Linked DNA regions of Mus musculus: region 2 is linked to region 1. The links are chromatin contacts, found by POLR2A ChIA-PET in ENCODE. All regions are on one chromosome and are shown on one strand. Each heading gives the region's core, a stretch centred on a gene start or an enhancer-like site at or near the end of the contact. The rest is flanking DNA. Distances are from core to core; before and after follow the strand shown.

Region 1 (6,118 bases), core at 3,619-6,118:
ACCATGCTGTGGCCAGCTGGGCTTTGCCAGCCCAGACAACTGCACAGGAAGGGGTAAAGAAGCTCAAATTGACAGGGCTAAAAATGGAAGGGCCACCAATTCTGGTTTTAGTATTCTCCCACCTAGGCGCTACCTCCAAGATATCTATTAGGACTTTAAGAGGGGGAAAAAGAAAGAAAGAAAAAGAAAAAGATGAGATAGAAATTCTGGACAGTAAGGAAACGGAGTTTGTCTACCATCCTAGAAAAAAGCATACTAAGTGCAGGCTACCTTCGTGTTCCTTACAATGCCTACAGGAGAGCTGGGCGGGTCACTCAACAGTGGACTCATGAAAATCTGTCCCTACACTGTGCGGCTCAACACAGTACCTTAAATTATCGAGAGCATCACTGCTTCACCGACTTACTTAAAACACAGTCAATGCAGTAACCAAGCAACAGGAACATGGGAGGCACCTCCTGAACATGTGCAGTTGTTTGGGTTTGATTGCTATACATTTCAGAGAGAAAGTCAAAGGAAATATTCAGCCGAGGGTACGTGGCTGCCCAGTTGCCACCAACTTAGGCTAATTTTCATCACTGTGTCTTTGGTCAAACCTGAGTGTCTATGGCACATCTGCCAGCACATTCACAAGACTGTGAAGAGCTAGGAGTGCAAGATGATCTGGTCTCTCTCATTGTTGCCATACCAAGAAATCTATGCCCAGAAAGTAAATTCGTCCCAATCACACAGCGAGCAGTCAGTACAAGATCAGAACTCACATCTCTGGGGGCTCTTCATTTTTTGCTGTAGTTTCTAGGAAAAAAAAATACAGAAATGTTTTCTTTTTCTCTATGAGAGTTGGGTCCCAGTGTATTGGAGAGTGGCCTGGGATTTTAGACAGAATCTCCATTTTGCAGTGGAAAGAATATAAAGCCCAGAGGAAAAATCAGTGTGCCCACAAACATGTAAGTAGATTTAGAGTCAACCAGTCACCATCTAAGGAACCTTAGTTTCTGTGTGTAAGGGTTCCATTCCATTCTCTCTATCCCACTGCCCCTCTCATCATCAAATAGTACAAAGCAATGAGGAATAATGCACAAATAATAACTATGACTCTTCCAGTACCATGTATGGGACCAGCTGTAAGGTTATCACCATTACTATTTAATCGCAAATAAAAACCATCAATGTTTTAGAGCAACCAGACTGAATGGTGTGGTTGTTAGCCACCTACATTGTGTACTTCCGATGAGAAGAATTAGAACTTGTTTATCCTCCTGCTTTGGTCCAATGGATGCCTGGGGAAAGTGAAGAGGCAGGCAGCTCTGTGGCTCAGCTCTAGGATTTGTCATGAGGTCGCAGCTTTAGGAGTCTCCAAGTGGGATACAGGACTCCACTGATGCTGAGAATCAGGGGAGAACCGAAGCTGGCTTCCTTGAAAGGAGCCTTTTCTACACCATGGAGGTGGCTTTATAAGTGGTACAGTGGAACATACACTAAATGACTTGTATCTTTAAAGGCAGCTAATAGAGTTTAAGACAACCGGAGATCTCTGGGGTTCTCATGGCACTCCACACCCCAGAACTAACGTGAGGAGAAAGTGAGAAGGGGTACCCTACTAAAAGAGGAGTAAAAAGGGTTTCAGAAAACCTACGAGACAAAGACTTGTAATTGTATTTAAAAGCAATTAGTGGAGAAAGGTAACTGTGGTCGCAGGTAAGCTCCCAACAGGCTTCTCTCATCCCGGATTCTCTTGGCTTTCAAACAAGAGTGGGCTTTTTGTTTTTCACCCAGTATTTAACACTCCCAAAAGGTATGTGAAGCAAGTTACACCACTCGCATATTTCCACTTACATAACAGGCACATCGCAACATCAGCTTTTAGTTTTTCCAGATACTAAGAGATGAAGCTTGGTCTATATTCCTATGGGAGAATAAATAGAAAACTGTCTCTCTTCCTAATATATTAGTACCCTGTAATGCGGACCATATGATCAATAAACTGTAGAAAAATTAAATCATACTGACAGTCTCAGGCAAAAACTGAACCAAGTAGAAACATTTTTTTTAGGACAGCAGTGCGTAGAATATTAAAATCACATGTTGCATTATTAAATCTTCTTTTGGAAGCCAAACAGAGTTATGTTGCATAACTACCTCAAGATACACGCTAATCTTACAGATAGTTTTTCCAATTAAAGGTATCAGGAGGTATTTAATCAGTAATACTGTCCTATAGTCTGTGCTTATGCCGAAGTTTGACAACTGGTTTTAGAATTTTCACTCTGGAGAGGCACTTGCTGCAAATGAAGAGTTGAAGTGCATGCACATGTACCACACCCCTACATTCCACCCTGAACACACAGAAAAACATCTCGGGGTGTCATCGTCCCTGCTTACACTATAGTTAAACAGGTATTACTCTCTGCACATGGCTTAACACCACTTTCTTCTAATAAGAATGCAACGTTTCTAAGTGCACCCCACCCACCATCAGAAGAATGTCTAGAAGGGAGAGCAATGGGTGCGAAGGCTGTCGTCGGAAATCCAGCTCTTGCTTTCCTAAGGATAAAGCAGGAGGCAGGGGGCTTGCCAGCACAGGTACCAGAGAAAGTGCTGATCCCACCCACCAAGGAGACACTCAAACCCTGGGAGGCCTCAGCCCAGGTAGCTGCTGCACCCAGCTTCTATGCTTCTAAGTATTTAGTGGTCTCATCCTCCTCCTCACCCCAGGACCTGGAAGGGTCTTTTAAAAATTCAACAACTTGATTATAAGACCTTAAGTCATCTGGCTCACTACGCATGATAATAAGCCTGCCGCCACCAGGAAGGCAGGCCCCCCAGTGACAAGTCCTCTGAATAGCATCCTAAGGTTGAGCGCCTGGGATCTGAGCAGAGAATTGGATCTCCATAACTACTACTGTAAGCCCCCTGGCCTTTCACAGCCCGTAATCTTCCCTCCAACTGTCCCTATCACAAGAGGGCCATTCTTAATTTTAAATTCTAAGAAACCCATCGTCTCACAGAATTCTAAGGAAGGTAGTCCGGCAAGAACAAGAGGCCACTGCCTAAGAGTCTTCAATGAAGGAAGTTAAGCCAGGTCGCCACAGCCTGCCCCGGCTAACCCCCTTCCAAAAGGATGAAGCCTCCGTGCAGGAGTTCTTTCTATTTTGGGGGAACTTAACTGGGAACACAGATGTTTCTTCCGTTAGCCGTGTTGGCAGAGCGGCTCCTGGACGGCATCCGAGTTCTTAATGCAGGAAGGGGCCTCACAGACCATCTACTTGAATCCACTCATTCAACTGAGGAGGATACTGAGGCCAAGGGGGTACTTAGGTGGCACACCCAGCTGGTGGCAGAGGGGCAATGCTTTGGTGACAAGTTTTCCACACATTTACATCAAAAGTCGCTTTAAAGGAAAAAGTCCTATTTTTTTACTTCAACCCTGGATGTATGTCAATTGCTCCCCCCCCCCCCCCGTTTAATAAATCCTTTTTCTCCCACTTCAATTCCTGAGCCTCCCACCGCTCTTTCAGCTGAAACTTGCATCTGTTCTAATAGTTGAGCTAGCGCCTCAACTTTGAGGGAGTGTAGCTCCACTGTGGCCCCCAAGCAAGACTGTGGCAGGCAGCCTTTCTTTCAGTGGCCTCCCGGCACAAGTCAGGGAGTGAGCTAGTTTAAAGCTGATGCCCGGGAAGCGGCCTATCAACTGGCACACAGTAGGCGCTCAACAAGTGATGTGCTCCTCGCTGCCCAGCACCTGGCCCGGTAGAGCCGCGTTCCACCCTCTGGGGCTTTCAGCCAAGCGAGTAGCGAGTGACAAGGCCGGCTAGCGCGACTGGCCCTGCAAGGCAGCGCGACGGAAGGGGTGGATGTTTACATGCAGCCGGGACGAGCAGCGCCACTCCGGCAGGAGCCTGCCTTGCTCGGAGACCGAGATGGGTCTCACTCGCATCTGACTCGGATACAGAGCAGAGAGCCACAGGTTTCCTCCATATCTTGGAGCTCGAGCTCACACCTTCCGAGGTGCTGGGCCGGACTCCCAGCTGGAGATCACCCCTAAGGAGGTGGTTCCAGCTGCCGCGAAAGCACAAGCACGCCCCAACTTGAATTCGCAGGCCGGGGATTGGGGGTCCGGGAGGGCGGGGAGCTCGCGGCCAGCACGGCGCCCGGGGGTGGGGGAGATGGCTGCGGGACCCTGGGGGCTGACAGCGCAGCGGGGCCCGGGGCCCGGAAGGGGTTGGGTGGGACCCGTGGGACTGCGCTCACCCATGAAGAGGCAGAAGAGGTCCAGGCAGATGAGCAGCACCCGCTTGCTGCCGCCCTTCCTCGGGTTGTTGTTGAGCGCCGGGCTGCCGCCGTTCTTACTCTCAGGGACGATCGCCTTGTCGTACTTGTAGCTTTGCATGGCGCTGGCTGCGGGGAGCCTCCCGGGGCGATGCGGGCCGCCGCTGCTCAGGAGCGGGTATGCGGGCTCGGGACGCGGCGGCGAGAGTGCAGCCCGGCGGAGTAGTTCCAACTGCAGACGCGGGTAGGTTTCCCCTCTGGGCGCCTCTGCTTTCCTCTCAACCCCAAACTGTTCGCTAGTCCAAGGGGAAGAGAGCCAAATCCCGAGCAGGAACTTTTGCAGAACTGTGCTGCCCCGGACGCGTCCGGCTGGCGTGCGTCTGCGTGCTGGAGTTTGCGAGTGGGCAGCGTCGGCGTCCCGCCACGATCCTCCGCAGCTACTTAATGAATGGAGCAGCGCGGAGCCCTGCAACTCCGCAGCGTCCTGCAGCTAGCTCTCCTCAGCGTCTGCCCAACTCCAACTCTGCCTCCTCCTCCTGCTCCTCCTCCTCCTGCTGCTGCCGCCCGGGCTGCCGCTGTGATCGCTCGGTTTGTTTTCTGAGCTTATATTTCACGAGCGCCTTTAAAAAGCGAGGGGGGAGGAGAAGGACCTCCTTACTTGGCTCCAACAAGATTCAGAAAGCACAGCCCCTTCCTTAAGCTGCCTAAAACGTAGGATAATTAAGGCCACATTTCCCCCACCCCTTTTCCAAAAAAAAAAAAAAAAAAAAAATCGTAAAAGAAAAAGTTGTTCTCAAACCAGAGAATCAGGGAGCCCCTAGCGTTCAGAAACTCCAAAGCATCACAAAAGGGGAGGAAAAAAAACATATAAATAAAATTTTTTTTTCTTGCTGGCCTTTGATTAGAGGTGGGGAGAGGATCGGTGGGAGGTCTATAATACTAAAATGCTTTCTTTATTTACTTGTTTATTTATTTACAAATTTCAGCCTTGAATTGGATTATCCTAAAAATTCAATTTTCAAGGAAAGCTAGGTTGGTTGTTGTTTTGCTTTTAACGCTCAGCACCGGATAATTGTGCTAGATTCCGAAGATCCTACGGTGTAAAAGACTCCGGGCTGGGCGGTGGTGGCGCACTCCTTTAATCCCAGCACTTGAGAGGCAGAGGCAGGCGGATTTCTGAGTTCAAGGTCAACCTAGTCTACCGAGTGAGTTCCAGGACAGCCAGGACTACACAGAAAAACCCTGTCTCGAACCTCCCCTCCACCCCCCCCCCCCCCGAAAAAAAAAGAGACTCCAGAGCCAGACCCCCTGTTCTAGAATCCTATGTCTCTGTGCCTTAATTTCCCCGCGAGTAAACTACAGACACCAAAATATTTCTCCCCAGGCAGTCATGGTGGAGATATAATTGATTCTTTCTCATGTGCTTCTGCAGCAAAGCTTGCACAACAGAGGAGCTCGGTGAGTTGAGCCAATACTACTAGTTCTGAACGTGGGTAACCAAAGCCAAGCCTGCCCGCCTCTTTCCTAGTCCAGCTGGCCTCCGGCATACCTGAGCATTATTGGCCTTGACTTTCAAGGAATCTGATGTTTCCCTTTGAATACTTTTTATATGGTTTTATATGATTTTTAAAGTTGATTACTTTTTTATGAGCTGGTTTTTTGTTTTTTGTTTTTTTTTCCTTCAAGAGAATCAACACTTGAAGGGTCAGGACCCTCCCTTACATTTTCCTTAGTATCAAGCTTGGAGCACAGTACATAGCATACAAATGCACATTTCTTCCAAGGGTCTTTATAATACAGAGGTGGAAATGGCTCAATGGTTCTAGCATTGTTGTTTGTTTGTTTGTTT
Region 2 (6,170 bases), core at 1,704-4,203, 88 kb before region 1:
TCCTGATTGACCTCCAACTCACAGGGGTCCTCTGGCCTCTGACTTTTGAGTGCCAGGATTAACGGTAGACACCAAAGTGCTCAACCTAGGCATAACTATTTAAGTGTTCATAACGACTTTAGAAGGGCTAACTATGGTCCTGGCTAGGGAATCTTTGTTTAGACCCCAGCATACACTCTTAGTGTGTCTACACACACAATCCGTTGGTTTGACTCTTTCCCTGTGGAGGCTGAGTTCTTCCACAGCAAGGGCCCTGTTGTCAGAAGTGTCTCATCCCTCAGGCTCACAGGAGTCAACACATGTTTATTGCATAACAGAGTGAATGATGACTAAGGCTCAGAAAGAAGTAACTTCTTCAGTCACAGAGCCAGTCAGTGGCAAGCCTGGCTTGAGCCCCTGACCTCAGGAAATCTCATCTGTCCCCAGTGGCAGGTCTCCTCCCAAATGTGCTCTCTAGAAGCCAAGCCCTCAGAAACACCTTGTCAGTGGTGAAGACAAGCCAGAGACATTTCATTAATTCTGATCACTCTCATGCATCTGATTTGCCAGGTCACTGAGGGTTTCTGGCACACAGAAAGATTTGGGGAGATTCCTTTTGCATCTCCAATTCATAATTCTGCCTACTCACTGCTCGATCTTCCTCATATTTAAGAAGTGTTAACCAAGTTCATGCAACCCCAGATTTTCACAGCAGTTTCTGACCCAGAATCACACTTCCCATTCTGCCCCTGCAAACCTACAGTGGTTTTACCAAGCAGATTCTCCTTAAAGCGCTTCACCCGACAGCCTTTTGAGATGATGCTTGGACTCTCTCAGGACGTGCTCCACAGGAGAAAAGCTAGGGCATGGGTGGGATAGGAAATGACCACAGGGTCAATAGAGAGACCCGGGTTCTGAGCCCTGCCTTGCCATACACTAAGGCAGGCACACAGCAGATAATTCCTAGCTGCAGAAATGAGGTCTGACCCACATCAGACTTGGCCCGCAAAGGTCAAGACTCCAAAGACAGGGTTGTCTTTGGAATATTTGAAAGACTATCAAGGAGTGTAGTATAGTTTAGTGTGTGTGTGTTGATATTGTGGTATCTCTGTCTCTCTTTCTCTGTGGCATGTATGTATGTATGTATGTATGGTGTGTGTGATGTGTGTGTGTATGATGTTTTGTGTTGAGTATGTGGTGTGTGTGTGTGTGTATGCGTGGTGTAGGGGGTAGGGATATCTGTGGGGGAGTAAGAGGGTGGGGGGGCTCTCTGTATATGTGTCTTTCTCTGTATTACCTATCTAACTATGTTCAACAGAGAAACATGGTCTTCAATGCCAGGCCTACCATTCTCTTACTTTGACTATCACTGGTCATCTACAGCCAGTTCCTTAGGTGAATACTAGAATTCAGATTTCTGTACCCAGTGTTCACCAATCCCTTGCTTTGTGATCTTAAGTCCTAAATGCCCTCTGGGACCCCTCCTTTCTTCACTTCCTTGGCTCTATAGCAGAGCAGGAATGCACAAGCTCTAGGCTCCAACGTGCAGATGGAGCTTAGGAAAGATGCTTCTCTGTGTCTCTGTTTTCTCCTCTGTAAATAGTGCCTGTTTAGTTGACTTATTACCACAAAGAACAAAGGATTCTAAAATACACGAAGGCCCATTTTTAAGTGCTAAGGGAAAATCACTTTCATAGGGGTGACCATTATTAGTAAGAAAAAAGGAACTTCTATATTCCCAATTCTCTCACAGTTTCACACATATATATATAATGGGCTTTGATCATATTCACCCTCATTTTCCTTTTACCCCTCTCCACCTCCGATTGAACTTCTTCTCAACAAGTTTGGTGTGTGTGTGTGTGTGTGTGTGTGTGTGTGTGTGTGTGTGTGTGTGTGAGAGAGAGAGAGAGAGAGAGAGAGAGAGAGAGAGAGAGAGGCGGGGGGGAGAGAGGGGAGGAGAGGTTTATTTACCTAAGCAATGACAACTATTTTTAAAATTTAAAAATATAGAAAGTCAAGTCTTAATGAGATATCAAAAAACAAACACCACTAGACAGAGCCCAGGGGAAAGGGCAGTACACCTGATGCCCGAGGTCCAGCCCCAGTCTCACGACATTCTTATGCTGTGATCTTAAATAATTAGTAAGCCTCGCTGGTCTCCACTTATTTCTTAGTAAAATGAAGGGGTGAGCCCTCCCCAAGGGCCTTCTAGTTCCTATATTCTGTGGGTACCGGGACCTCTGCCCCTTTGCACCTGTTCCTTCTGGGGTTGAACCACGTGTGGCCAGGGAAAGTCGATTTCCTTAGTGGATTTCTCCGAATCATATACATACTTACCTTCCTACTTTGACCTATCCTTTGTTTGCCTTGCTGTCTCCCTAATCCTCCACACTGAGCACTTCTAGAGGGCATGGCATGGATGGATTAATATAAAAGGTTAAGAGTAAGGAAGGCAGATGGGGTCCATTTTGAACTTTGGCTCCCACTATCTTGGTGATGTTGGATAAGCCACTTCAAGCCTCCAAGTCTCGATTGCTTCGACTAAAAAGAGACAGCAATATGTGAATCACGGGCATCTGAGGAGGAACATTAATCCGATTGCTGGAACAGACACAGGAAAGGGCTGGGAGTTGTCTTTCCAGAAACGTGAGGTGTGGCTGAAAATAAGAATACCGTGTTGGTAAAATGCATGCAACGGAGTCGATCCGCTTGGAAATGCCAAACTCCACCGACCAGGCATACCCCCATAATAAACTACCAGGCACAAAGATATTAAGCTTCAACCATCCTGGCAGCGACTGAGGGACACCACTAGCTACCCCCATGGCCTTGGGCGGAGCCTGTTCCGCCCGCCCGCCCACTAGGCGGTCTCCACGCCCTGCCTTTCTCAAGCCGCGAAAAGGAGGAGCTGGAGCTCTTGTGCAAAATCCCCTCAGCTGTGATTGCACCCCAGACAAAGACACTGCTACAAAAGCAGACTGTATTTGCATTCTAAAGTCACGCGGCCGAACTCAGAAGCCCAGGATGAGATCCAAGCAGTCGAGGACAATAAAGGCTTCTCTGTCCACCTGGCAGCCTGGCAGGACACAGGCCTAGGACAGACAGGCACTCAGGGCGACGGGAGGATCCCTGCAGCCCAGGGATCCCAGCGGTCTTCCTAGGGAAAGAGAGGTTCTCTAGGTGGGAGAAGGCAGAGAGCCAAGGCGTCAGGAACTGCCCGAAATGCTGGGTCCTCACACAGTAAGAAGTGCCACGCGAGCCTATTGCAGGGAAAAGAAAACAAAAGGAAAGTCAGATGTTCTTAGGGGAATCTGTGTTTATTAAAACCGACGATAGAGAAATAAGTACTCTGCCCAGGGCCTCAGAAACAGCCCTGTCACGACCTCTTTCCATCCCTCTATCCCTCTCCTTTTGCAGCTTCAGGTCCACCCGCTGCCACAATCTAATGGGCGAGTGTACCTGTCACACACAAAGCTGGTCAGTCCAGTTCCTCTATCCATTGTCACCTGAATCTGAAGGACAACGAGCAGAAGGCACGCGGATTTGCCGACTATTACCAACAGATTCTCCAGACCACGGCAGAGTGGGTCCTCATGCTATCAAATAGTCCAACTTTACAGAGCTTTCTCTCTTGCTACTCGGAGCTACTGTGTTCCATGGTCCTTGTTCTCAACCTCCAAAACCCTCTTCTCCGCCGTTGCTCATCTTGTTCTTGTTTGATTGCAGACATGGATGCAATCAATTAGACCAGAACTTCAGAAACTCTTCCTCACCCACTGCAAACCTGCCCTCCACCCCCGCCCCACTCCTGGAACCCCCTGCTTTCCTCTGGTGCAATCTCAGCATTATTTTCATGGGTGGAATAACCATAGGGCTTTTAAACATTACTTTCCCGTCTCTGAGTCAGTTTGCTCAGCAGACAAATATTATCTCATCTCCCTCATCTTTAAGAGGAAATTGAAACAAGAACGAGACCAAGGCGAACCGTCTCTTTTGACTCGCTATGCCTCTTTTCCCAGTTACTTCGCAGCTCTCAATCCCTGTGTTTTGGATAACCATGCCAATAATCTTCATCCACCTTCAGAGGAACAATTCTGTAAAAATGCTGTAATATTAGCCCATTAAGTTGTAATATAAGCCCTTAAGTTGGCCAAAGCCTTCATTATTAGTTTAAGTTATTGCAAAGAATGAATTCAGTGCCAACTGGGAGCGCTTTTTACAGCATTGCTTGTCCACTATGTGGTAGGCACCATTCTAAGACATAAGGCAACAACAAAGAATGAGAGAAGTGTGGTCTATGTTTCTGGACACCTTATCTGGAGAGTAGGAGAAGCAACTGAAGACCAGGAGAAGAGCCCAGGGGGTGACTATAGAGCCAGTCTTATAGGCTAGGTCTCACACTGTGTTGGAACACAATGCATACTTCCTTGCCCTGCACCAGAATCAAAGGCGTCAGGACCTTATCAGTGATAAGGATTTTTCTCCATCTGTAAGCAAGCAAGAAGTCTGAAGCACCACTGGGAGTCCTTTAATTGAATTGTCTAGACACTGTCTTCCAACTCACAATGCCAGATCCAACAAATAGAGGGCTCAGTACCAAAGATTATCGGCCTAAAGCCCCAGTCCCAAGTCCAGGACCTCCTGAGGAGCTGTTATGCAGGATCTCTGTTCCCACAGCCGCCTCCTCTGGTTGGATTAACTCATCAAATGGCTCATAGAGCTCGGGGATAATACTTGTAGTTCTCTCTGGACGTGCCGCCCTCCACAAACCTCCCATGTTCAGCAATTTGAAGGCCTTCAGGCACATCCTTTGGCTTATTTTATGGAGGCCTTATTGCACAGGTGTGGCAGAAGCAGAGACAGCCCAGTCCAGATGTGACTGGACATGAACACCATCTAAAAGTAACAAGCAGAGGAGGGAGACCTGGCTGCTTGAGCCATCGTCTGGGTCTCATGCTGCATTCCTTCTTTCAGAGAATAGTGTAGAATCCATCTAGGGCAGTGGGTCTCAACCTTCCTAATACTGAGACCCCGTAATATGGTGACCCCCCCAACCACAAAATTATTTTCATTGTTACTTTATAACTGTAATTTTGCTACTGTTATGAATCATGATATAAATATTTGTATTTTCTGATGGTCTTAGACTATATCCCTGGGAAAAGATTATTCCAACTCCCAAAGGGGTCAAGACCTAAAGTTTGAGAACGGCTGTTGTAGGTTGAGTGGGGAAGACTCCATGAGCTACTGCCACATTAGGTAGGTGTCTTAGTTAGGGTTTTACTGCTGTGAACAGACACCATGGCCAAGGCAAGTCTTATAAAGGACAACGTTTAATTGGGGCTGGCTTACAGGTTCAGAGGTTCAGTCCATTATCATCAAGCTGGGAGCTTGGCAGCATCCAGGCAGGCCTGGTGCAGGCAGAGATGAGAGTTCTACATCTTCATCTAGCATAGTACTGGCTTCCAGGCAGCTAGGATGAGGGTCTTAAAGTCCACACCCACAATGACACACCTACTCCAACAAGGCCACACCTACTCCAACAGGGCCACACCTACTCCAACAGGGCCACACCTTCTAATAGTGCCACTCCCTAGGCCAAGCATATACAAATCATTACAGCCGGTATGCATACATGTCCCCACACCTGTAGAGGTCAGGTTTTCAGTGTTTTACTCAATGGCAATCTACGTTATGTTTTGAAGCAGAGTCTCTTGCTCAAGCTGGAGCTCGCTGATTGGCTAGACTGGATGGCTAGAGAGCTCCAGGTATCCTCTGGTCTCTACACCCCGCACTGAGGCTGCACACACGGCTGCACCTGGCCTTCTATGTCAATATTGGAGATTTGAACTCAAGTCCTCACCTAGTTTGCCTTCTATTGTTGTGAAAACAAAGAAAACAAGACACCACCTTGATCAAAAGCAACGTAGGGAGGAGGAAAGGGTTGATTTATTCTTAGATTTTAGAGTTCACCATTAGGGAAAGCCAAGTCAGAGCTCAAGCAGGCTAGCAGCCCAGAGGCAGGAACTGAAGGGAAGACGGTGGAGGAACCAATCTCACTGGCTCGCTTCCCATGGCTTGCTCAGCCTGCTTTCTTACACAACCCAGTATCACTTACCCAGGAATGGCACTGCCCACAGTGAGCTCCCCCTACCCCTCATCAATCACTAATCATTCTCCCCCAGGTT

What was found. ChIA-PET counts read pairs that join two places held with the same protein, here RNA polymerase II (POLR2A).
Region 2: POLR2A ChIA-PET joins it to region 1 with 13 read pairs in embryonic stem cell. The contact joins the enhancer-like site here to the promoter of Plpp3 in region 1. POLR2A ChIA-PET finds 5 or more read pairs at or near these places in 3 of 5 experiments (Patski and embryonic stem cell).

Annotation. Positions count from the first base shown.
Region 1 is chr4:105,156,097-105,162,214 of GRCm38, reverse strand. It overlaps Plpp3 (phospholipid phosphatase 3), which reads right to left and starts at 4,868. Exons shown (of 6, transcript NM_080555.2): 1 at 4,252-4,868. The coding sequence starts at 4,390. It overlaps Gm29838 (a long non-coding RNA gene), which reads left to right and starts at 5,544. Exons shown (of 2, transcript XR_376486.3): 1 at 5,544-6,118.
Region 2 is chr4:105,242,539-105,248,708 of GRCm38, reverse strand. No RefSeq gene overlaps it. Among named protein-coding and RNA genes, the nearest start is that of Gm40217, 74 kb to the left of the region's middle. Within about 2 kb of position 2,953, at least 1 of the 3 ENCODE cell types and tissues checked has a DNase peak (open chromatin) inside an H3K27ac peak, as active enhancers do.